Linked DNA regions of Homo sapiens: regions 2, 3, 4, 5, 6 and 7 are each linked to region 1. A link is a contact called in ENCODE Hi-C or POLR2A ChIA-PET data. All regions are on one chromosome and are shown on one strand. Each heading gives the region's core, a stretch centred on a gene start or an enhancer-like site at or near the end of the contact. The rest is flanking DNA. Distances are from core to core; before and after follow the strand shown. Region 1 holds the start of ZNF180 (zinc finger protein 180). Region 2 holds the start of ZNF347 (zinc finger protein 347). Region 3 holds the start of ZNF160 (zinc finger protein 160). Region 4 holds the start of ZFP14 (ZFP14 zinc finger protein). Region 5 holds the start of ZFP82 (ZFP82 zinc finger protein). Region 6 holds the start of ZNF566 (zinc finger protein 566). Region 7 holds the start of ZNF260 (zinc finger protein 260).

Region 1 (3,150 bases), core at 267-2,766:
TTTACGTGAAGAAAACTACAGGAGTGCTTTGACAAGCATTTTAAAAACTAAAAAATTATGTATTTTCATACAGCAGGGCTCCAATTTTCAGCTACCTCCCTGGTAGGATGAAAATTAACACAACTACCTCATAGGCTGATTGGGCTTGGTAATGAAATATTAAAGTGTTTAATACAGAGACAGGAACCTTTATTTAGCCAACGAATATTTATTGAGCATCTATTATGTGCCAGGTCTCTCTCTTTTTTTTTTTTTTAGGTGTTGGGGATGCAGCAGTGATCAACATCGATAAAATGCTTTTCCTTATGGAATTGACATCGTAGTGGTAGGTCGGACAGTAGACCAAATAAATAATTAAAATATATAGTGTGCTAGATAGTGAAAAGTTCTTTAGAGAAAAAAATAAAAGATGAAGGGGGAGGCACAGAGCATGTGGGGAGGGAAGCGTTTGCTTGCAAGTTCACAACGGGTGGTGGGGCAATGCCTCATGAGAAGATGATATTCCCCTAATTACCAGACGGTGAGAGCCAAATGAATCCCTCAGGAGAGGCTGCTAGGGAGTGCAAAGAGCACCTGCAAACGACCAGGGGCTGGAGTCTGCTGGATCTGTTGGAGAATGGGGAAAATGTGCCAAGCAAATGGGCAAGAAATGAGGGCAAAGAGAAAAGGGGACTACGCCTGTAATCCCAGCACTTTGGGAGGCCGAGGGCGGATCACCTGAGGTCAGGAGTTGGAGACTAACCTGGCCAACGTGGTGAAACCCCGTCTCTACTAAAAATACAAAAATTAGCCGGGCGTGGTGGCTGGCGCCTGTAATCCCAGCTATTCAGGAGGCTGAGGCAGGAGAATCGCTTGAATCCGGGAGGTGGAGGTTGCAGTGAGCCGAGATCGCGCTATTGCCCTCCAGCCTGGGCGACAAGAGCGAAATTCCGTCTCAAAACAACAAAACAAAACAAAACAAAAACAGAGAAAAGGGGAGAGGTGGGGGGAACAGATCCTTCAGGCCTTATAGGCAGAGAAAGAACTCAAAATTTAAAAATAAAATGATTATATTTTAGTATTATTAAATGTAAAAACATAGATTCCTGAAGGGTTCGGTAGACGCTCCCTCCACTGTAAAATGGGGATGTCGCAACTGTCTCACAGGTTTCCCCTAGGACTAGAGGAGACAAGGGGTCGCGCGCAGCGTCTGACAGGCAGGGGGCACCCAGAAAGGGTCCCCGCCATTTCTATTGGATTCTGACGTCACGCCAGAGCGACTCCCCATGCGTCGCTGCACTGGCCTCGGCCTCCCGGCGCCGCGGCTGGTCTTAGTGCTCCCCCTAGACCTGCACATGCACAGGTGTGGCGCCCCCCCGGGCCCCGGACGAGGACGCCCTCTTAGCTTCTGGCCCGGTCCCCCGCCCCACTTCCTTGGAGAAGCCGGAACCCCGCCTACTGACCGTCCGCGCCGCGGAGGCTTCTGGGAATTGTAGTTCTGGCTCTCCGAGCCCAAGTGCACTTCCGGGTTCGGCCACAAGAGCAGCCATTGTCCCGCGCGCGGACGCTTGCTGTCGCCGAGCAGCTCGGCCCTTCAGACTTAACCCCCAGCGGCCTTGCGGATGCTGACTAGGAGAGGGGACCGAACTAGCTTAACCCGAGTCGGCCGTGTTGCAGAATCGGGGCAGGGGGTTGCCTAACCCGAGTTCGTCCTGCCGCAGAGCCGTGCTAGGCACTGAGGCGGTGACAGGCCCAGCCTGGGCTGCGGGCCAGCGGACGCCCAGGTTGGTAGGGGCGTGGGGCAGCGCTTGGTGTCCGATGCGCGCATGCGCAGGGTCTACGCGGGAAGCTGGAAGCGGTGGTGAGTGTAGCGGGGAGACCTGGTATCTGTGCGGGTGGCGCTTTAGCCTCGGGTCACCGGGGTTGATGGAGTTACTGATACAGCTGTATATTCCGCGACTGTCCTCTGCGTGCATGCGCGGGTGCTTGGTCAGGTGGTGCTCTTGTCTGGGGCCTGAGGATGCCCAGGTTGCTGGAACACAGGGCACATGCATTGATGTAAGGGGACATCTTGAGAACTCCCCTCCTCCAATGCCGGGCTTATTTAGTGGAGGCCTGAGGATGTCCGGGTTGATGGAGTGCTCCATTGCAGATTGTGGTTTCTGGAGAGGAGGGGCTGTGCCACTGTCCCTTTACTCTTGATCAGGTATTTGGGTAGGAAGCAAAAGGTTGTAGGTAAGATTCCGAGCAGGTGGCTCTGGGCCCCTAGAGCAGACAACGCGCTTCTCCAAGGTCTGGGGGCGCTGTGGTTGGTGGAGAGACCAGATTGGAGTTGCAGATTCTTGTGCCAGAAGAGGCAGTGTTGCTAGTGAACCCTTGGTGGGAATTACCCATGGGCAGCAAACTCCCAGGCTGAAGGAGGGTATCAGGGCCTAGAAACAGGTTCTGGGCAGAGGGCCCCCTGCACGTCCTGGGGGTGTCTGAATGGAAAACAGAAACTTGAACTGATAGTAGGGACCTATGTAGGATAGTGCAGAGCTCTAGAGCATTCAAGATGGGCAGAGACTCCGGGTTGGAGATACAGAATTTAAGTCCAGGAAGGACAGAGCTGCAACAGCTGCCATCAAATTGGTAGCTGGGGAGGAAGCAGTATGTTGCCAGCATCGTTATGAAGCAGGTGTTGCTGAGACCTTTACTTGGGTACGCTATTTGCAGGCGTGAGAATGTGCAGGTTAGTAGAGGGACAGAGCCTGTGCTGCAGATTTGGTCCCGGGAAGAGCTGACTGCACAACACCCAGGCCGTCATGATTGGGCAAGAGAAGGACAAAGGGCCCAGTTCCCATTGAGCTGCTGTATCGTAGGCTCGAGAACCCCCACGCTGGCGAGTGCCCAAGTCCTGGGGCTGATTATGGAGCTGTATGCTCAAGCTACTGTTTAGTTGTTGTAGTGTCCTGGCTGCGGGCAAATAGTGGGGCAGTTGACCCCAGAACCTACACAGAGGCTGTGGGTACCTGAGATGTCCCAGGCAGGTTGAGACACAGGGTGAGGGATGTAGATTGTTGACTCAGGAGCATGGTGTGCCCCCAGACGGGCAGAGGAGCCAGGTCCTGGATGCAGATTGTGAGCACGAACCTGCTCTGTGGCTGTATCAGTAGGAGGGAGTCTAGGTGG
Region 2 (3,150 bases), core at 432-2,931, 8.7 Mb before region 1:
GGACTCATTAAAAATAACACAACTGTTGAAAATGTTTTTGAAATCCTGTTTAGTTATAATGCCTAAGATGTTTTTATACTAACTCAGTGAAAATCTGTGGAAAAGTTTCTTACATAATAAATATGATTAAGCAGTTTTACTGGAAGGGCATTTCTCCAAAGGCTATGGAAATGTTATTTTCAGTTTATGGTATTGAGCAATATATTTCATGGTTTATGTTCAATTGTAGTAAAATTACTTTTTATTTTTTAATATGATTTTCCCTTTTATTTTTTTCTTTCATATATTGTAACCCAGATGAAACGTTTAATATTTTGTTAAAGTGAAAACTATACGGTGTATATAAATAAGGGTGTTGTTTGGAGATAAAATTGTGTGACATGAAAATGTACATAAGACAATAGCAGGTATAAACTAGGTTCTCTATAAACATGAAAAAAGGGTATCCCTGTGAGTCTTTAGTTCAGTCAATGTACTGGGATGGTACGTTAGAAATACTGGAAAACTATTCTTTAGGCGAAAATAAATCCAATTGTCATGTGGTGACTATTTTCCACACTCTGTTATCCACATCTGATAGAACATTAAGAAACAGAAAACAAAAAAATAGACCCAATATAGATTACAATTTTAAAATAAAAAGTACTGTGTCAAGTTCCCTTCAGAATGCCCATAAAGTGAATTTGAAATTACATGATATTTAGAAATTATTGATTTAAGCATATTTTGATGCAAAGAAAGATTATGTCAAAGTTGTTTGTGGTTAAGTCATTTCAAGTGTGGAACGGAATAACGAATATAAGCAAAAATAATGCAGTTTATCTCTATTTTTTAAAAATTCACATGGTTTAAATCAGTAGTTGACTGGGCACAGTAGTTCACTCCTGTAATCCCAGCAATTTTGGAGGCCCAGGCAGGAGGATTGCTTGAGGTCAAGAGTTGGAGACCAGCCTGGGCCGAGACTCCCATCTTTACAAAAATATATGTTTTAAAGAACAATAAAGCAGCCCTTGGTGATCTAACTTATCGGCCTTAACCTTCCCATGAATTGAGCACAGGCTTGACTCTTCCACTGGGGAGAATGGGGATTTGAAATGTAAAGGAGGTTCTGTTGGGCTACTGCATTAAATTGCATATCCGTCCAGGTAGGATGCTGCATTTCCCATTCTACTTTGAATCATCCTCAGAGATAATTTCCAGACATTTTAGTTAAATTAAATACATTTTAATTGCAGGAATTGCTGGATCCAATCGCCGTGCCTCGTGGATCCTCCACTAAGATCCCAGTTCCCAGACCGAGATCCCCGATTCCCAGATCCCCGTTCCTGAGCTGCAGCAGACTCCCTAGCAGGACTGGGTCCAACCCGCCGGCAAACAATTTTAACATAAACCGTTTTCAACTTGGTAAGAGGAAATCATTTTGGTTTCTATCATAAGTGGTCCACGTAAGTCTATTCTTTCACCTTAAAACTGCTTCAAATTGGAACGGTGCTCCCGGGGACATAGTGAACACTCCAGCGTTTCTAAACCGGGAAAAATGAGACTGCGGGCTAGGCAGGCTGAGGGAAGCGCAGACCCCGCCCCAGCTCCGCCCCAGCGTTTCGTCCGCAGACCCCGCCTCTCCCCAGGCCCCGCCCCCAGAGTGCCCGGGCTCTTTTCCGCGCACGCGCAGTTTTCTGCAGTTCCGGAAGCGGATCGTGTTGGGTGCGGGTGACGCCGCCGAGCGTGAGTGTCCCTCAGTATGGATTAAACTTGCGAACCGCCGTGCCCCGTTTCCGCAGCCAGTTCCCGGGCTCGCTACAGACCTTTTTTTTTTTCTTTTTTTTTTTTTTTGGTGAGACGGAGATTTACTCTTGTTGTCCAGGCTGGAGTGCAATGGCGCGATTTCGGCTCACCGCATCCTCCGCCTCCCAGGTTCAAGCGATTCTCCTGCCTCAGCCTCCCGAGTAGCTGGGATTACAGGCATGTGCCACCACGCCCGGCTAATTTTGTATTTTTAGTAGAGACGGGGTTTCACCGTGTTGCCCAGGCTGATCTCGAACTCCTGACCTCAGGTAATCCGCCCGCCTCGGCCTCCCAAAGTGCTGGGGTTACAAGCGTGAGCCACTGCGCCCGGCAGCTACAGACCTTAAGATCCCCGCACCGCGCCCTCCACCCCAGCTGACTCGCGGTGTGGGTTCGGAGTCGCTTCTCTTTGGGTTGAAGTAGCTCTGAGGCTTCTCCCTGTCCCCGGCCTTTCGCGTCTTCCTCCCGCTTAAAACCCTTTCCTGACCCCTCCTCCCGCCCCGGGCTTTTTAAAGTCCTCGCCCGCGAGGTGGATTCCCGCCCTGGGTGCCTCCCAGCCTCGCCCTCGTCGGCCCCTGGAGCGCAGCTCCTCAGCCCCGGTACCGGCGAGGCCGCGTCCTCTGCCTGGTCCTGGCATCCTGCAGACCCCACCCCTCTTCTAAGGCGCCGTCGCCCCGCCACCTCCCTCCTCCTCGTGCCGGGCCCTGCTGCTCCCCAGGCCTCCCCTTCGCAGTCCCCGCTTCTCCTGAGCCCGCGCTGGGGAGGTGCCCGGGGCCTGTCCTGTGACACCCGGTGTTCTTGCCTGCCCAGCTCCAGCCCCTGGAAAATGCGCTCCTCCAAGATGCAGGCGTCTTAGTCCAAACCTTCCTGTGAATGTGTGGACCAAGGGGATTAGCAGGTAGAGAAAGGGGCAGAGACAGAGAGAGAAGTAGAAAAACTGAGAGGAAAGAGTGAGGGAAACCCGTAACCAGATGGCAAAGTAGAGGATGGGCGAGGGATTTGCAGATGGTAAGAGAAGGAGCTGAGAAGGCAGAAGGAGAAAAGCAACTGGGGAAATGTAGAGAAAAGCTCGATGTCCAGAGACATGAAGGACAGCAAGGTAGGGAGAGGGCCAGAAAGTGGGAGGCTCCTCAGACAGAGTCCGGGAGAGGAGGAGGGATTTGGAGCCAGGGCAGACAAGCAGCGTGGTGCTGGGACAGCAAGAGGGGACAGCCGGTGACGAGGAGAGCAGAAGGAGAACCACAGCAGGGGGAGGCCTGGGATCTGGGGGTGCCAGAGAGTGGGGCAAGAGGTGTAGAAGGGAAGAGGAGATTCAACAGAGGGAGCAGAGATGGGAGAAGAAAGAGGCAGAAATATATGGAGACT
Region 3 (3,150 bases), core at 335-2,834, 8.6 Mb before region 1:
GGCGAAACCCCGTCTCTACAAAAAGTACAAAAATTAACTAGGCATGGTGACGTGTGCTTGTAGTCCCAGCTACTGGGGAGATTGAGGTGGGAGGATTGCCTGAGCCTGGTAGATGAAAAGTTGCAGTGAGCAGAGATGACGCCACTGCACTCCAGCCTGGGTGACAGAGCAAGACTCTCTCCAAGAAATATGTAACATTTTTAACATAACATAACATAACATAACAAACTTTCCCTGAATAACTGTAGTCATGCCAAGTGCTCATCCACAGCCTCATAACTTGTGCTTGTGCTTTCTAGCCTTGTTTACTCCTCCATATATGAAAAAAAGAAAAAAAAGCTTTTTAGTTTGTGTCTCTTGGACATTTTCAGATCTTGTGATTGGAACATTCTCTCTATTGCAATAGTCCTTTTGAATAAAATCTTCCTTCTCTAAGTCTGAATTTGTCATTTACAGTGGTAAATATCTTAATTGTTCTGAGATAAATTATGTATATTATCTTTTTGTGGCAAAGGACTTAATATATATTCAGTAGGTGAAAGTAGTTCCTGGGGCCAGGTATGGTGGCTCACGCCTGTAATCCCAGCACTTTGGGAGGCTGAGGCGGGTGGATCACTTGAGGTCAGGAATTCGAGACCAGCCTAGGCAACATGGTGAAACTTCATCTCCGCTAAAGAACGTGGTGGCGGGCGCCTGTAATCCTAGCTACTCGGGAGGCTGAGGCAGGAGCATTGCTTGAACCCGGGAGGCCGAGGTTGCAGTGAGCAGAGATCATGCCACTGCACCCCAGCCTGGACGACAGAGCGTGACTCCGGCTCAAAAAAAAAAAAAAAAAGTATAGGCGTTTGAGGTTGTCATCTCGCACGGAATAGAATAGTAAGTATAAAAAAGGACAATGCAATTTATATCTATTTTTTAAAAGTTACTGCTAATTTCAGGGCTTTTAAATTACTTAATTTTAATCGCAGAAACTTTTCCAGCATGCCATCACCGCTCCGTGTCAACCCATGTTCCCAGACTCCTGGGCTGCTTCAGCGTCAATAACATTACTGGGTAAACGCGCTAGCAAAAAATGCTTTCAACATAAACCGCCTCCATTCTAAGAGGAAAGCAGTTTGGTTTCCAAAATAACCTACACAACTGTGCTTTTAACTTGAAACCGTTTGAAACATCTACGCCGTTCCACAAGACACTACAGATGGCTCTGGGCGCTGGGCTGTGGGCATCACACGAAATCGCAGACCCTAACGTGTCCCGTCCAGCCCCGCCTCTCCCCCGGGTCCCTTCCTGGCGGTCCCTCTGCCTCCCTCCCCCGCGGTCCCTTCGCCTTCCTCCCCCGCGGTCCCTTCCCGCGGTTCCTCCCCGCCCTTCCCCGGCGGCTCCTCCCCGGCCCGCCCCCGGGTCCCTCCACTTGGTCACTCCCCACCCCTCCCCGGTGGCTCCTCCCCGTTCCTTCCCTGGGGTCCCTGCCTGGCGGCCCCTGCTTCAGCCCGGCTCTCTCAACGCCCCGCCCTTTTCCGGTTCCGCCCATCTCGGACCCCGCCCCGGGCCGCTCGGTCGCTTTCCTTCGCGCAGTTGCCCACAGACCCGGAAGTGGATCGTGCGGAGCAAGCATCACACCATGGCGTATGAGTGTTCCTCTGTGTAGACTCAACCTGCGCCTCGCCGTCCCCCATTCGCACACCCGATGCCCGGGGGTCGCTACGGACTTAAAATCTCCGCACCGCACCCTCCACCTCAGGTAAATAGGCCTTGCTGTGTGGGCCCGGAGACGCTTCCTTTTGGGTTAAAGTCGCCCTGAGGCTGGTCCCTGCCCCCGGTCTTTCTGCCTTGGGCCAAGTAAACACGGCCTTTCCCGGTTTTTTAAACGTTTAAGCAGGATTTTCCTGCTTAAAATCCTTTACTGACTCCTCCTCCCGCCCCGCATCGCTTAAAGTCCTCACCGCCTGCCCTGGGCGCCTCCCAGCCTCGCTCTCGTCGGCCCCTGGAGCGCAGCGCCGCCGACCCAGTCCCGGGGAGGCCGCGCCTCCGCCTGGTCCTGGGATCCTGCACATCCCACCCCTGTCCTAAGGCGCCGTCGCCCCCCACCTCCCTCCTCCTCGTGCCGGGCCCTGCTGCTCCCCAGGCCTCCCCTTCGCAGTCACCGCTTCCCTTGAGCCCTCGTTGGGGAGGTGCCCGGGGCCCGTCCTGTGACACCCGGTGTTTTTGCCTGCCCAGCTCCACCCCCTGGAAAATGTACTCCTCCAACATGCAGACATCTTACTACAAACCCTCCAGTGAATGTGTGGCCCAAGGGAATCAGGAGAAAGAGAGACAAAGAGCCACTGAGAGGAGATGGAAAAACCAAGAAAGAGAAAAGAAAAATGAGGGAGACCCATAAACAGATGGCAAAGTGGAGGATGGGTGAGAGATTTGCAGCGACAGAGTGAAAGAAGCAGTCAAGAAAGTAGCAGGGGCAGAAAAGCAATTGGCGAAATGTAGAGAAAAGCTCGATGTCCCGAGATGCAGGACAACAAGATAAGGAGAGGGACAGCAAAGAAGGAGCCTCCTCAGACAGAGAGTGGGGGAGAGGAGAAAGGATTTGGCCGAGGGCAGACAGAGCTGCGTGGTGCTGGGACAGCTGGAGGGGACAGCTGGTGACAAGGCGAGCAGAGGGAGCACCACAACACAGGGAGGCCTGGGATCTGGGAGTGCCAGAGAGTGGGGATAAGCGGGTGTAACAGGGAAGAGGGGATTTAACAGGGAGAGCAGAGGAGGCGCGGAGATGGGGTAAGAAAGAGGCAGAAATAGATGGAGATTGGGACGATGAAAAGATTGGAAAGAAAACGCCACAAGAGGTGAAACAAATTGGAAGAATGGAGTAGAACAGATATAAGGGGAAAAAACAAAGAAGGGAGAAACAGCAGAAGAAAAAAGAGGCACAACATCGTCAGAATCCTAGGGGGAAGATAAAAGGGGAAAAAGGCTGGAGAGACAAGGTGAAAGTGAGAGGCACAAAATGGGGGAGAGGAACACATAGTTATAAAGAAAGAGGGGCGCCCTGGGGCCAGGTGAGAGGTGAGTTGAGATTGGATATGACAATTTGATTTCTCTATTTATAATGTGTTACATTTAAATTGTAATCTAATTGTTTAAATTCTACATATAAGG
Region 4 (3,150 bases), core at 256-2,755, 8.1 Mb after region 1:
TGCACGATCTTGGCTCACTGCAACCTCCGTCTCCCTGGTTCAAGCGATTCTTCTGCCTCAGCCTCCCGAGTAGCTGGGACTACAGGTGTGCGTCACCATGCCCAGCTAAATTTTTTTGTATTTTTAGTAGAGACGGGGTTTCACCATGTTGGCCAGGCTGGTCTCAAACCCCTGACCTCAGGTGATCCACCCGCCTCGGCCCCCCGAAAGTGATGGGATTATAGGCGTCAGCCACCGCGTCTGGCCACCTTCTTAGTAGTTATAAAGTAGCTCAGATTTTTCATTTATCTCCTATTTCATGCATATCCTATTGTTTGCAAAATGAAACCAGATTGCCGAGGCATTTTCAAATATCTTCTAAAGTTTTATATTCTTAAGGAAAGAACAAATTCTTTCATGTATTAACTAATATATCAAAGAATTTGGGATACAGAAGATGCCTCAGGGTGGTCCCTGGTGGGCTTATCCCATTTCTTTCCTGAAGGAACGCAGGACAGGACAAATTCAGTCTCATTGGAGACAGACCTCTCCAGTTAGTCTTTTTCTTTTGAAACGGAGTTTCGCTCTTGTTGCCCAAGCTGGGGTGCAATGGCGGATCTCAGCTCAATGCAACCTCCGCTTCCCGGGTTCAAGCGATTTTCCTGCCTCAGCCTCCTGAGTAGCTGGGATTACAGGCGCGCGCGACCACGCCCGGCTAATTTTTTGTATTTTTAGTAGAACAATACATTCACAACTGCAGGAGATACGAGACACACACACACACACACACACACACACACACACACACACACACAGAGACAGAGACAGAGTGGGAGAAAGGGAGAGGGCAGTGAGCACGAGCGACCTTTCTAGGTTTACGTCCTGCTCCAGGTTCTGGTGGGCTTTGAGAGTATTTTCATTGCATGCCTGATGTGTGCCCACACCTTGCTTGGGTGTATGCAGTGAGTAACTGGTAGGTGTTTAGTACACATATTAGGCATCTGCTGGTGCCAAAACTTCTTTCTAAATCCTCCGCGGCTGAGCCTGGTGGCTCACGCCTGTAGTCCCAGCACTTTGGGAGGCTCAGGCGGGAGGATCTTTTAAGCCCAGGAGTTCGACACCGGCTTGGGTAACATAGGGAGATCTGGTCTCTATAAAAACTTAAAAAATGAGTTGGGCGTGGTGGCGCGCGCCTGCAGTCCCAGCTACTCTGGAGGCTCGGGTGGGAGGGTCGCTTGAGCCCGGGAGGTCGCGGCTGCAGTGAGCTCTAATCACGCCACTGCACTCCAGCCTGGGCGACAGAGTAAGACCCTGTCTCAAGAAAATAAACAAATAAAAGTCTTCCTCAGCGACAAAAGCAAACGCAAGCCCGAGCTCGCCTCAGCCCCACGCAGCGCGGAGGGCCTTCCCGCCCCGAGCGCACCCGGGGCTCCGGCCCCCGCGCATGCGCACTCCGCGCAGCCCGTTGGGGCTGGAACCAGTCCCTCCCATCGGCGGACTACATTTCCCACAGGCCTCCGCTCGCAGTTCTTTCCGGCTTCGCTGCTGGTGTCGGCTCCGAGAGGTGAGTTGGTCGCTTGCACCGAGGCAATGGGCGCGGGGGTGGCGCGGGGGCGGCGCAGACCTCAGTGTGAGCCAGGAGGCAGTAGCTGTGGAGTTTGTGGCGCTGACTGGGCGCCGGGTGCCCTGTTGCGTCCTCTGCCTTCTCGCTTCAGAGCCGCCCAGGTCCAGCGGCCCGGAATGGCTCCGAGTTAGATACAGGAACCCCGGAGTGAATGAAGGCCCCCAAACAAAAAGACGCAGTCTGAAGAACTGCAGATTGCACAGCTTTACCCGAGCTCCCTCCCATGGAAACTGCGGGGAACTCGGAGACAGATCCCAGCCCCGTCTTCGTGTACCTGGCCTTTCGCTCTGATACGGGAAAGGGTCAGCTTTATTCCAGGCTCCCTGTTATTTCCATCGGGTTTTGCGCGCAGTAGACGGAGGGAGCAAGTGCGCTAGCGGGGGTGTGTCCTGCTCAGCCAAGGCCGGCTCCAGGAAAGGCCCGCGGTCTCAAGATTCCCGTCTCCTTTCCCAATCCTGCTGTTCTTTAGGAAGGCAGCGGGGAGAGGAGGAAATGATTGCTGTTGCATATAGACAAGTCAACATCCAGATGAGTTTGTGTTTCCGTTTTGTTCCATGAAGTGTAATTTTTATTTTTTCTGGGCGTGGGGGCATTTGCTTTCCTCTTCTGTGGAATGAAAATCAGCTCGGACTGAACAATGAAGCAGCTCTGTCATTAATCAGGCTAGGAAGGAAGAGACAGATAAAGCCAGTTGCAAAATTAATAGAAAACATGATTTCTCCCCAGGTGGTGCAGTAGTTGTAAAATGGCATAATGACTCCCTCTTTGAGAGATTACAGTTTTCTTACCAGTGATGTTCTAGACTTGCTTTGCTGTTTTCATTTTATTACTGGGGATACCCTCTTGATTACACTCATGATTGCATTCAATATCTCATTAATCCCTGCCTCTCCTAATCTCACCTCGGAAACAGCAGCCATTCCAGATTGCAGCTGTCATTAGATCCTCCTTAGAATCTTTCAGCTGGAACTCAACCGTTTACGAAAGAGCTTTTCTCGTCTCTCTCGTCCATTCTATTCCAACCCTTCCTGTGGAATTTTCTCCCTTTCTGCCAGTCAATAGATATGATTTTGTCAGACTATGCGGGCTTGTTCCAGTTAATCTTCAGCTAGTTAGACTTTAACCCCTGAAATGTCCTGTCCACTGACCTGGTGCTTTGGCCTTCCTTCCCAGTGAATGATGGGGTGATGAAGGTAGATTCCAATTCCTACCCCTTTCCAGTAGGTTTGTTTTGTTTTGTTTTTTTTTGTATTTTTTGAGATGGAGTCTGGGTCTGTTACCCAGGCTGGAGTGCAGTGGCACGATGTGCTCACTGAAACCTCCGCCTCCCGGGTTCAAGCAGGATTCTCCTGCTTCAGCCTGCCAAGTAGCTAGAACTACAGGGATGAGCCACCGCACCCGGCCTCCAGTAGGTATTGACATGAGCATTTGGCAGTAATTTAGTTTCTCTTATGAGCTGCCTCTTTCTAATCATTTGGATGGTCTGGAAGTAAACCTCCTGAAGAGAAGCTAACTGCAGAGCTTTATTTTGTTACTTAAGTTTTTTT
Region 5 (3,150 bases), core at 415-2,914, 8.1 Mb after region 1:
TAAACACTAGCTGTATAACTAAGAGGGACATATAAAAACAGGGATTGGCAAACTTTTTCTTTAAAGGGCCTGATAGTAAATACAGTCAATCTTCATTCACAGATTCTGAATTTGTGAATTCATCTACTTGCTAAAACTTTTTTATAAACCCAGAGTCAATATTTGCAGCACCTTTGTGGTCATTTGTGGACATCCGAAGAGCGGTGAACCTTTTTGAGTCCCTTAACAGGCATGTTCTCAGCCAAAGTCAAACAAAGTGACCCTCTATCTTCTTATTTCAGCTCTCATACTGTAAACAGGTACCCTTTTTGCAGTCCATTTAGTACCTTGGCTTCTCATATTTTTGTTTTTTGCTGGTGATTTTGCTGTTTCAAAGGGACCCCAAATGTAGTAGTACTAAAGTGCTGTTGATGTTCCTATGAATGAGAAAGCGGTCATGTGTCTTACAGAAAAAATACATGTGTTAGATAAGCTTCATTCAGGCATGAGTTATGGAGCTGTTGGCCATGAGTTCAATGTTAATGAATCAATAATATATATTAAAGTGTTTAAATAGAAACACAATAAGGCCAGGCGCGGTGGCTCATGCCTATAATCCCAGCACTTTTGGGAGGCCAAGGCGGGTGGATCACCTGAGGTCAGGAGTTTGAGACCAGCCTGGTCAACATGGTGAAACTCCGTTTCTACAAAATACAAAAATCAGCTGGGCATGGTGACATGCATCTGTATTCCCAGCTACTCTGGGGGCTGAGGCAGGAGAATTGCTGGAACCCGGGAGGCGGAGGAGGTTGCAGTGAGCCAAGATCCCACCACTGCACTCCAGCCTGGGTGACAGAGCAAGACCCTATCTCAAAAAAAAAAAAAAAAAAGAAAAAAAGAAAATAAACACAATAAAATAAGCTTATGCATTCATCGGTTGACTAAAATGTGACCAGATGCTTACAGGAAACTAACCCTGTATTTCCCCTAGAAGCAGTGGAATGGTATTCACTAATTCCGTGTTTGTAGCAAGTTTATAGACCATAACTACTGTGAATAGTGAGAACTGACTGTATTTTAGGCTGCGTGGGCCATCTGGTCTGTGTAACTACTCGAGTCTGTCCTTGTAGCTCAAATATAGCAATAGACAGTACACAATCAAACACGGCTATGTTCCAATAAAACTTTTATTTATGGACACTGAAATTTGACATGTATGATTTTCATATTTCACAAAATATTGTTCTCCTTTTCATTGTTTTTACCATTTAAAAATACAGAAATGGAAAATATAGGAACTGGCTTCCCCGAATCTCCGGAGTCACACGGTCTCAAATCCCAACAGCCACACCCAGTGAAAGAATCCCACCCAGGAGCGCGCCAGGGACAGACTCGCAGCGCCGTCCTCGCTCACAGGGCTCCCTAGTTGGCACTATAGAGAGGCGGTCGCGGGCGCCCCTCTTTAACGCGCCAGCCATCTGTCCCCGCTCCCCTCCAGGCCCTGCCGCGCCGTCCCCAGGCGCTAAGGGACTCGAAGCGCAGCCTCGCTGGGACGGACCTAGCTCCGGCTCCGGGTTCACGCAGAGCAGGGGCTGCACCAGCGAGCGGACCCTTGAGACTGGCCGCGCCTGCGCACTCCGTGAGCGCGCCCGGCCCTCCCAGCAGCCTCCGCGCGCAGCCCGTTAGGCCCCGGGGATTGTGGCGTGACCCGGCAGCGGCTTCCTCCGTTCGGGCATCGCTGTGCCTCGGGTTCGCGCCCCGAGTGAGCAGTCCTGGCCCGGAGCGTCGGTCCTGGTAATCTGTAGGAAAAGCGCTGCGGCCCAGGGGGTAAAGAGAGGTAAGCGGGGCCACTGCAGTATCGCAGAGGGGCGGGAGCCCGCGCCTCAGGCCCGGGTGTGTGTGTCGTGGGCGTGACGGGGCCGGGGCTGGGACGTGACGGAGTCTGTGCGGCTGACTTGGGTGCAGAGACTATTGTATGAGCGAAGGTTGTTGTGGCCGTGGAGTGCGTGACTGACCCCAGCATCCTCTGCCCACACCGGGCCCAGCTGCAGAGAAATGGCCCTCGGTCAGTTTCTGCACGCCAAAGACTCCCAGCAGAAACGCGCAGACTAGGCCGGACCAGGTGGCTCACATCTGTAATCCCAGAGCTCTGGGAGAGCGAGGCGGGAGGATCGCTGGAAGCCAGGAGTTCGAGACCAGCCTGGGCAGCAAAGCGAAACTCCCATCTGTACCAGAAATTTAAAAAATGAGCCGGGTGTGATGGCGTGCTCCTGTGGTCCCAGCCACTCGAGAGGCTGAGGCGGGAGGATGGCTTGAGCCTAGGAGGAGATTGAGGCTGCAGCGAGCTATGATAGCACCACTACTCTCCAGCCTGGGCAACAGCGAAACAAGGCTCAGACCCGACCTTGGGATAGGAATATTAGAACTGAACGAGCCCCCGCTCCCGCCCAGGCTTGCTCCTGGAAGGGACTCCCACACCACCTCCTCGCGGACCCGGACCCACGCACGTGCACTCACAACTCTGAAGAGTCCAGCTGCAGGTTTCAGAACCACAGCATTGCTTCCAGGAAGCTATTGTGAACTCCAGTTCTAGCCCCGGGCATCCATGACCCTGGCCTTTCTTTGATACTGGGAAGAGTTAACAACACCATCTCTCTTATGTTACTCTGGTTATGTGTGGGTGGGCGGTGGGGGCATTGTGCCCTATGCGAGGCTGGGCTGCAAGAAAAGCCTGGTTCCCTTATTAGCCAGTCCTGCCCAATTCTTTAAGAAAAGGGGTCCGAGCGGGAGGAGGAATGAATTGCTGTTGCCTGTTTAAGTCAAGGTCGAGGCGAGTGGGTGTTTCTGCTTTCTTCTGTGAAATGCATTCTTATTTCTTAGGACATGAGAATATTTGTTTCATTCTCCATAAATGTCCTGTCCATTGAGCTGATACCTAGGTCCCCTCCCGAGAGCCTGTATGCACATACCCATTTGGTAGATGTTTTTCATTACTTCTGTGGGCCTTCTTTTAATTACTATGTGTAAAGTTCTTAGAACAGTTCCTGAGACCTCGTTAGTACTTAATAAACCTTAGTTATGTATTCTTAAGTAGTGATTTGGAGCAATTCTACATCAGCCTTCTATAGATGGGGGGAAAATGAAAATACTAAGCCAATTGTGGTGAGTATT
Region 6 (3,150 bases), core at 472-2,971, 8.0 Mb after region 1:
GGGGTGGCTGCCGGGCGGAGACGCTCCTCACTTCCCAGACGGGGTGGCTGCCGGACGGAGGGGCTCCTCACTTCTCAGACGGGGCGGCTGCCGGGCGGAGGGGCTCCTCACTTCTCAGACGGGGCGGTTGCCAGGCAGAGGGTCTCACTTCTCAGACGGGGCGGCCGGGCAGAGACGCTCCTCACCTCCCAGACGGGGTCGCGGCCAGGCAGAGGCGTTCCTCACATCCCAGACGGGGCGGCGGGGCAGAGGCGCTCCCCACATCCCAGACGATGGGCGGCCTGGCAGAGACGCTCCTCACTTTCCAGACTGGGCAGCCAGGCAGAGGGGCTCCTCACATCCCAGACGATGGGCGGCCAGGCAGAGAAGCTCCTCACTTCCCAGATGGGGTGGCGGCGGGGCAGAGGCTGCAATCTCGGCTCTTTGGGGGGCCAAAGCAGGCGGCTGGGAGGAGGTTGTAGCGAGCCGAGATCACGCCACTGCACTCCAGCCTGGGCACCATTGAGCACTGAGTGAACAAGACTCCGTCTGCAATCCCGGCACCTCGGGAGGCCGAGGCTGGCGGACCACTCGCGGTTAGGAGCTGGAGACCAGCCCGGCCAACACAGCGAAACCCTGTGTTTGGTGGAGACCAAAAAAATACGAAAACCAGTCAGGCGTGGCGGCGCGCGCCTGCAATCGCAGGCACTCGGCAGGCTGAGGCAGGAGAATCAGGCAGGGAGGTTGCAGTGAGCCGAGAGGGCAGCAGTACAGTCCAGCTTTGGCTCGGCATCAGAGGGAGACCGTGGAAAGAGAGGGAGAGGGAGACCGTGGGGAGAGCATATATCCTTATTATTAAACTATGCATGACTGTGTATACAATACCTTTATAGGTCAAAAGCAGTCAAATACTGGCCATGAGATACACTTAGTCCAAGTACACAAATAATTGCAGAAGGAGAAAGTGAAACTCCTCTTACTTCCTGCCCCACTCATTTATCACAAAGCACACAGAAGTCAGAATAACACCTGCCCTTTGCAATTTCAGACTCCTCTCTTTCTGCCTCTCCAAACCTGTCCCACGTTTGGCGATTCCTTTCCCTTCGACCTCCCCCCATCAGGTCGCAGGTTCCTGGTCTACACCCCTTCTGCGTCCCCAACCACTTCTGAGTCTCACAACCTCTGGTCCCATAACCCCTCTGCACTAAGGAGCAATAAACAAAATTCACGCCCGAACAAAGAGGCCAAAACAGCAACCCAGGATGTTTGCGCCTGCGCACTCTGGGCGCACAGTACTCAGGCCGGCAGCCCAGCACCGGCTTATCTGTGAGAGCAATTAAGATGACTTTCGGAGGGTCCAACCGCCTTCCCAGCTCCGAACTACATCTCCCAGAAGGCTCAGTTGTGCGATTATCTTTCCATGCAGACTTGTCCTCTTTCTGAGGCTGTCCAGCGCCTGGGGGCAGTAGGACGGGTCCGGGAACTAAGCCCATCTCAAACACGTCGGAGTGGCTTTCTTTGGGGGCCAAGGCCCGAGCCTGAGGCGGGACTCCATGAGGCCTCTGGGGCGCGAGCGGTTTGACTAGGGGGGGCGATCCTTTCGGCGGGGCTGACGCAAGGCGCGGACAGGAATTCTGACGATCGGGAACCATCTTGTCCGGCCTTGATACGTCTCTGACTACGCTTCCCAGAGGTCTCCTCGGCAAGACTGTACTTCTCGCGGTAATTCAGCTTCCAACTCACGCGCTGGCGGGACCCTCAGGGCTTTACCAGCAACTACCCCAGTGCCGGGGAGGGTTCTGCTGCTTCGAAAGCTGGTAAGGCCTGAGGTGAGAAACCCGGGAGAGGGCGGGGCCGGGGGCCAAGCCTCGGCTTTGTGCGGCGGTGGAGGTGAGATTGAAAGCGTGCGCTTGCGTCTGTGTGGAGGTGTGTGGTGAATGATCGCGCGATTGTGACAGGCTGCCCTTGTGATGAGTGTGTTTCCAACGCTCACACCGTGTGCAGCACGGCCTCGGAGACTGTGGCTGCTGGTGTGTGTGTGAGAGGGAGCAGGACCACGTGCGGCATTGTGTGTGCGGCTGTGGGGAGCTTGTGCCTGGTTGAGTGTTACTGCGTTTGTCCCCGTAGTGGTGTGCGACTATATGCTGTGTGACTGTGTGCGGCAGAGTTCAGGTGGGGATACCTGCGAGTAACTGCATGTTTCTATCTGTGTGTGTGGCTGTGGTTAATGTGTGATCGTGACTGTGACCCGGTACAGGTGTGCGCCGACTGTGACAATGTGGTTGTGACTGTGACTGCCTCCTCGGTAAGCGTGCACTTGTGCTTATGTGACCGATAGAGGCCCTGCGTGTGCGACCCTGTTGCTTTGGGCGTGGATTGTCTGTAGCTGAATGTCCCCATGGTGGGAGTGTGATCAGGTTTGTGTGGCAGGGTAAGTCACACAGTGTGAGGTTTTATCACTTACGTATACTTCTCTAGGCATTATACTCCAGTTTTTCCCCGTTTTAAAACTTTATATGAATGTTGTCATACTGTCTTTGGTTTATTTTTACAATTCTGTGAATCATCCCTATTAGATAAAATCGCGGTTAATTCAATTTCTTTGCTATATTCTCCCTTCTGAAGTATACCACAATTATTCATCCTTTCTAGTAATGATGCCCTATTAGTTATTTATAGCTTTTCATTTTATAAACAACACAGCCACATTCTTTCACATGGGGTACACATGCTTGAGTTTATTTACCAGCAGAATTGCCGGTTCATATATCTTCCACTTTACTAAACAGTGTCAAAATATATACCCGAGTGGCTGCACAAATTTGTACTTGAACAGCAATGTTTGAAATATCTTATTGCTCCATATCCCTACCAAAGCATAGTTCCAAGAGTTAAAAAAATTTTTGTAGGCCAAGTGTGGAGGCTCATGCGTGTAATCCCAGCACTTTGCCAGGCCAAGGTGAGAGGATCACTTGAGGCCAGGAGCTGGAGACCAGCCTGGGCAACATAGTGAGACCCTAACTCTACCATAAATACATACATACATAAAAAATTAGCCGGGCATGGTGGCTGGCACCTATAAGTCCTAGCTACTCAGGAGGTTGAGATGAGAGGATCGCTTGAGCCCAGTGCTTTGCAGCTGCAGGAAGCCATGATCATACCACTGCCCTT
Region 7 (3,150 bases), core at 376-2,875, 8.0 Mb after region 1:
TTTGGGAGGCCGAGGTGGACGGTTCACAAGGTTAGGAGTTCAAGACAAGCCAGGCCAACATAGTGAAGCCCCGTCTCTACTAAAAATACAACAACAAAAAAATTACCCGGGCGTGGTGGCCGGCACCTGTAATCCTAGCTACTCGGTAGGCTGAGGAAGGAGAATCGCTTGAACCTGGGAGGCGGAGGTTGCAGTGAGCCGAGATCGCGCCACTGCACACCAGCCCGGGCGACAGTGCGAGACTCCATCTCAAAAAAAAAAAAAATCAGGTCCTGGAAAAATAAAGCATTTCAGGAACAAAGAGAAAACTTCAAGGCACCTTAAACATGGCTTTTAGATATCACAACCGTTATTTCCTCTCCTCTGGGGAACCTCTCTTGGAGGACAGAAATGAGAAGGGAGACAATACACCTCCCCTAGGGCCCAAATGACAAGGCCAGAGCTTACTCTGCGTTCCCCTCCCCCGCCATGGGAGGGCTATCAGAGGAAACTGGGGCTTCCAACTCAAAACTCAGTGTCATAGAAAAATCCCCTTTACTATCACGGGGCCGAGCTGTCTTCTGCTCTCACATATGACTATGTGTGACATTTGGTCAAAGACACACAAACACAGTCTCAACTCCACGCACACCCAATGCTTCACAGTCACACACCCACCACTGTACACAAAGTCACAAGCACCCACCCTCCATACTCCCACACAAGGACACAGAGTCACAACTACATAAGTACAAAGCTCCCTATATCTGCACACAAACGAACATATGGTCACAGAGTTACAATCACACACCCACCGCGGGCACACAGTCACAGCTAACCCACACCCTCACACAGCGTTACACAGTCACACAATAACAGTCCTAACACAGGGACTCACGGGACACCCGCAGAGTCCTCCCCACATCCGTACACAAGGTGTCACACACAATCACAATCACACACACACTGTGCTAGGACATACATTCACAAAAACACAATTTCACAACCGCCCTTCTCGGCGCGTTCCGCCTGAACAGACTTAATACTCAGTCTCAACCTCCGCACCGGATTCCAGACGCTTCACCTCCAACCTCCTCCTGATCCTGTAGTCTCCGAGCCGACCCGCTCAGAGGCCAGCACCTGGGTCGCGTGCAGCTCTCCCCCGAGCCGCGGGAGTCGCGAGGGGAGGGGCCGAGGGCGCGGCGCCTTCTGGGAAATGTAGTTCAGCGCCACGCCCGCGATGAGCAAGATGGCGCCCGGCTTGAGCCCAGCCAAAGGGATTACCCTCATTCCCGAACCGTGTCTGAGAGTCTCCTGGGGTTCCTGGCTTAGTATCGCACCGTGGCTGTTACATAAAGTCAGCACAGCGTGTTTAAGCTGATGTTACACCACTACCCAATCCCAGGGATAGAGTAAACTAAGACTAAGGCCTTACACCCCTGCCCCGGCCAGGGAGACAGTCCCACAAGCTCTGGCGGAGGAAAAGTTCGCGCGAAAAGCTGACTCAAACCGCTGAACCTTCTGGGAAATGTAGTCTACCCTCAAAAGAGTGGCACGGAGGACGGGCCAAGATCTCTCGATTCCGTCCGGTTCTGAGTCGGGGCCTGGCCCAGCCCAGGAGACCTCTGGGAGCGCTGCCCGCGGAAGGAGTGCGCAGGCGCGGAATCTCCGACTTGCCATGGTCGTCTTTGTCTGCCGGTGAGTTGGGTTTCGGCCCTGTGGGACTTGGGTTTCTGGACACTGAAACGGGCCAGGGACGCTGGAGGGGAGGATTTGCAGTGCCTGCGACGGGGCTGGGAGTATGGAGGGGAGGAATCGCCTTCTATGATGTGCGGTGATCCGAGCTTGTGTGGCTGGGGGCAGGGGTACAGTTCGGGTGGGTTCGCGGGTGGGTGACCGAGAGTGTGAGGGGGTGTTGAGGGTGCAGAGTTAGTGAGAAACTGGTTCCAAGTTTGTGAGGATGGACGGATGGCTTTGTGAGGTAGTAACCTCTAAGCCTCACTTTTCTCATTTCTAAAATAATAAAGATGCGTTTTCTGGAAAATAGGAAACGGAAAAGGCTAAGGAATTGAGCGGATAAGTAATTTTAAAGGTGATTTTTTATATAAAAGCAGACCTATTGTGGAGTAGAAAACAAAATCAGCATTACCTTTCCATTATTTTTTTAAAGAGGCAAGATTTCGGAAAAACTTGTTACTGGGTGCCTGTACACCCAGTAGGCATTGACTTTTCTTAATACTTTGGAGAAACTTTGGTGCAGTTGCTTGGAGAAACCCTGAACTAAGGAATATCTTTAAGAGGTAGTTTCCAATAGCGCAGACGGCACAGAATTTGGAAGCTACTTGTCCTGCCTTTAGCGCAGAGGTCAAGAAACTCCCTAGTTCGTCAGTGAGGGCAGCAATCTCACTCCTAATTTAATCAGGGTTTCCCCAGCCTTTTGTAAATATAGGGGAAATTCTTTTCTTGTGTATACAAAGATAGAAGTATCCTATCTTCAAGTATCTTGTCACACTTATTCTTAACATATCAACATATTCAAGTATCTTGTCACACTTATTCTTAACATATTTTTCAATAAAATAAAAAAGTAACAGGGTTAATAGTTTTGAAATATACAGAAAAAGTAAAAGATACAAAGAAGACAGGACTTAGTTTCTGCTTTTCCCCTAACTATTGGTGTTTCTAAGTTTCTGGCCTTGATCATCTAAGTACTCCTATCAGCAACAACATTACACTGCCATCCATGGCTTCATCTAATACAGATGACTAATAAATGTCTGTTTCTGCTGGAGGCTTGTCCTGAGCTCCTAATCCATATTATCTAATTGCCCAATGTGCAGTCCACCTGGAAGTTACAGGGAACTTCAAGCTCTTTATGTCTAAAGGGCTCCTTCTTCCTGCAGTCTGCCTCCATCTATTTCCCCTCTGTACCTGTTTCAGCAATTTATAGCACTGTCTAGCCAGGTTCTAAGGCACTTACATCTTAGAGAAGGCTTCTAAGTAAGTTTGATCCTTTGATTTGTTATATCCCATTACAAATTGTAAACCAAGGTTTCTCAGCACACATAATCATAAATGTATATGTTTGCTGAATCAGTGAATGAACAGTCAGCCCTCTGTGTCTGTAGGCTCTGCTTCCACGGATTCAACAAACATGAATCATAACTGTTG

The links. Hi-C counts contacts between places; a loop is a spot of excess contacts on that map. ChIA-PET counts read pairs that join two places held with the same protein, here RNA polymerase II (POLR2A). Pooled maps may share reads with other maps.
Region 2: a loop to region 1 is called in a pooled map, with 5 times the contacts of the local background. The contact joins the promoter of ZNF347 here to the promoter of ZNF180 in region 1. A Hi-C loop is called at or near these places in 3 of 50 pooled maps.
Region 3: a pooled map shows a loop between it and region 1 (19-fold over the local background). The contact joins the promoter of ZNF160 here to the promoter of ZNF180 in region 1. A Hi-C loop is called at or near these places in 3 of 50 pooled maps.
Region 4: a loop to region 1 is called in a pooled map, with 10 times the contacts of the local background. The contact joins the promoter of ZFP14 here to the promoter of ZNF180 in region 1. A Hi-C loop is called at or near these places in 6 of 50 pooled maps. POLR2A ChIA-PET finds 5 or more read pairs at or near these places in 2 of 52 experiments (CD4-positive, alpha-beta T cell and naive thymus-derived CD4-positive, alpha-beta T cell).
Region 5: a loop to region 1 is called in a pooled map, with 5 times the contacts of the local background. The contact joins the promoter of ZFP82 here to the promoter of ZNF180 in region 1. A Hi-C loop is called at or near these places in 3 of 50 pooled maps.
Region 6: a loop to region 1 is called in a pooled map, with 17 times the contacts of the local background. The contact joins the promoter of ZNF566 here to the promoter of ZNF180 in region 1. A Hi-C loop is called at or near these places in 7 of 50 pooled maps.
Region 7: a loop to region 1 is called in a pooled map, with 16 times the contacts of the local background. The contact joins the promoter of ZNF260 here to the promoter of ZNF180 in region 1. A Hi-C loop is called at or near these places in 7 of 50 pooled maps.

What each region holds. Positions count from the first base shown.
Region 1 is chr19:44,498,888-44,502,037 of GRCh38, reverse strand. It overlaps ZNF180 (zinc finger protein 180), which reads left to right and starts at 1,516. Exons shown (of 5, transcript NM_001278509.3): 1 at 1,516-1,763. RefSeq lists enhancers at 1,061-1,110, 1,287-1,581, 1,421-1,630, 1,641-1,700, 1,247-1,747 and 2 more.
Region 2 is chr19:53,157,584-53,160,733 of GRCh38, reverse strand. ZNF347 (zinc finger protein 347) reads left to right here and starts at 1,681. Exons shown (of 5, transcript NM_032584.3): 1 at 1,681-1,725. RefSeq lists a silencer at 1,499-1,748 and an enhancer at 1,484-1,778.
Region 3 is chr19:53,101,856-53,105,005 of GRCh38, reverse strand. It overlaps ZNF160 (zinc finger protein 160), which reads left to right and starts at 1,584. Exons shown (of 6, transcript NM_001322131.2): 1 at 1,584-1,741. RefSeq lists a silencer at 1,132-1,541.
Region 4 is chr19:36,377,556-36,380,705 of GRCh38, reverse strand. ZFP14 (ZFP14 zinc finger protein) reads left to right here and starts at 1,505. Exons shown (of 5, transcript NM_020917.3): 1 at 1,505-1,543. RefSeq lists a silencer at 1,309-1,398.
Region 5 is chr19:36,417,158-36,420,307 of GRCh38, reverse strand. ZFP82 (ZFP82 zinc finger protein) reads left to right here and starts at 1,664. Exons shown (of 5, transcript NM_133466.4): 1 at 1,664-1,816. RefSeq lists an enhancer at 2,136-2,295.
Region 6 is chr19:36,488,132-36,491,281 of GRCh38, reverse strand. It overlaps ZNF566 (zinc finger protein 566), which reads left to right and starts at 1,721. Exons shown (of 5, transcript NM_001145344.1): 1 at 1,721-1,796. It overlaps ZNF566-AS1 (ZNF566 antisense RNA 1), which reads right to left and starts at 1,655. Exons shown (of 1, transcript NR_036504.1): 1 at 242-1,655. RefSeq lists enhancers at 852-1,737, 1,232-1,791, 2,352-2,431, 1,738-2,625.
Region 7 is chr19:36,526,746-36,529,895 of GRCh38, reverse strand. It overlaps ZNF260 (zinc finger protein 260), which reads left to right and starts at 1,625. Exons shown (of 3, transcript NM_001166037.2): 1 at 1,625-1,677. RefSeq lists enhancers at 898-1,097, 909-1,617, 1,248-1,877, 1,618-2,328.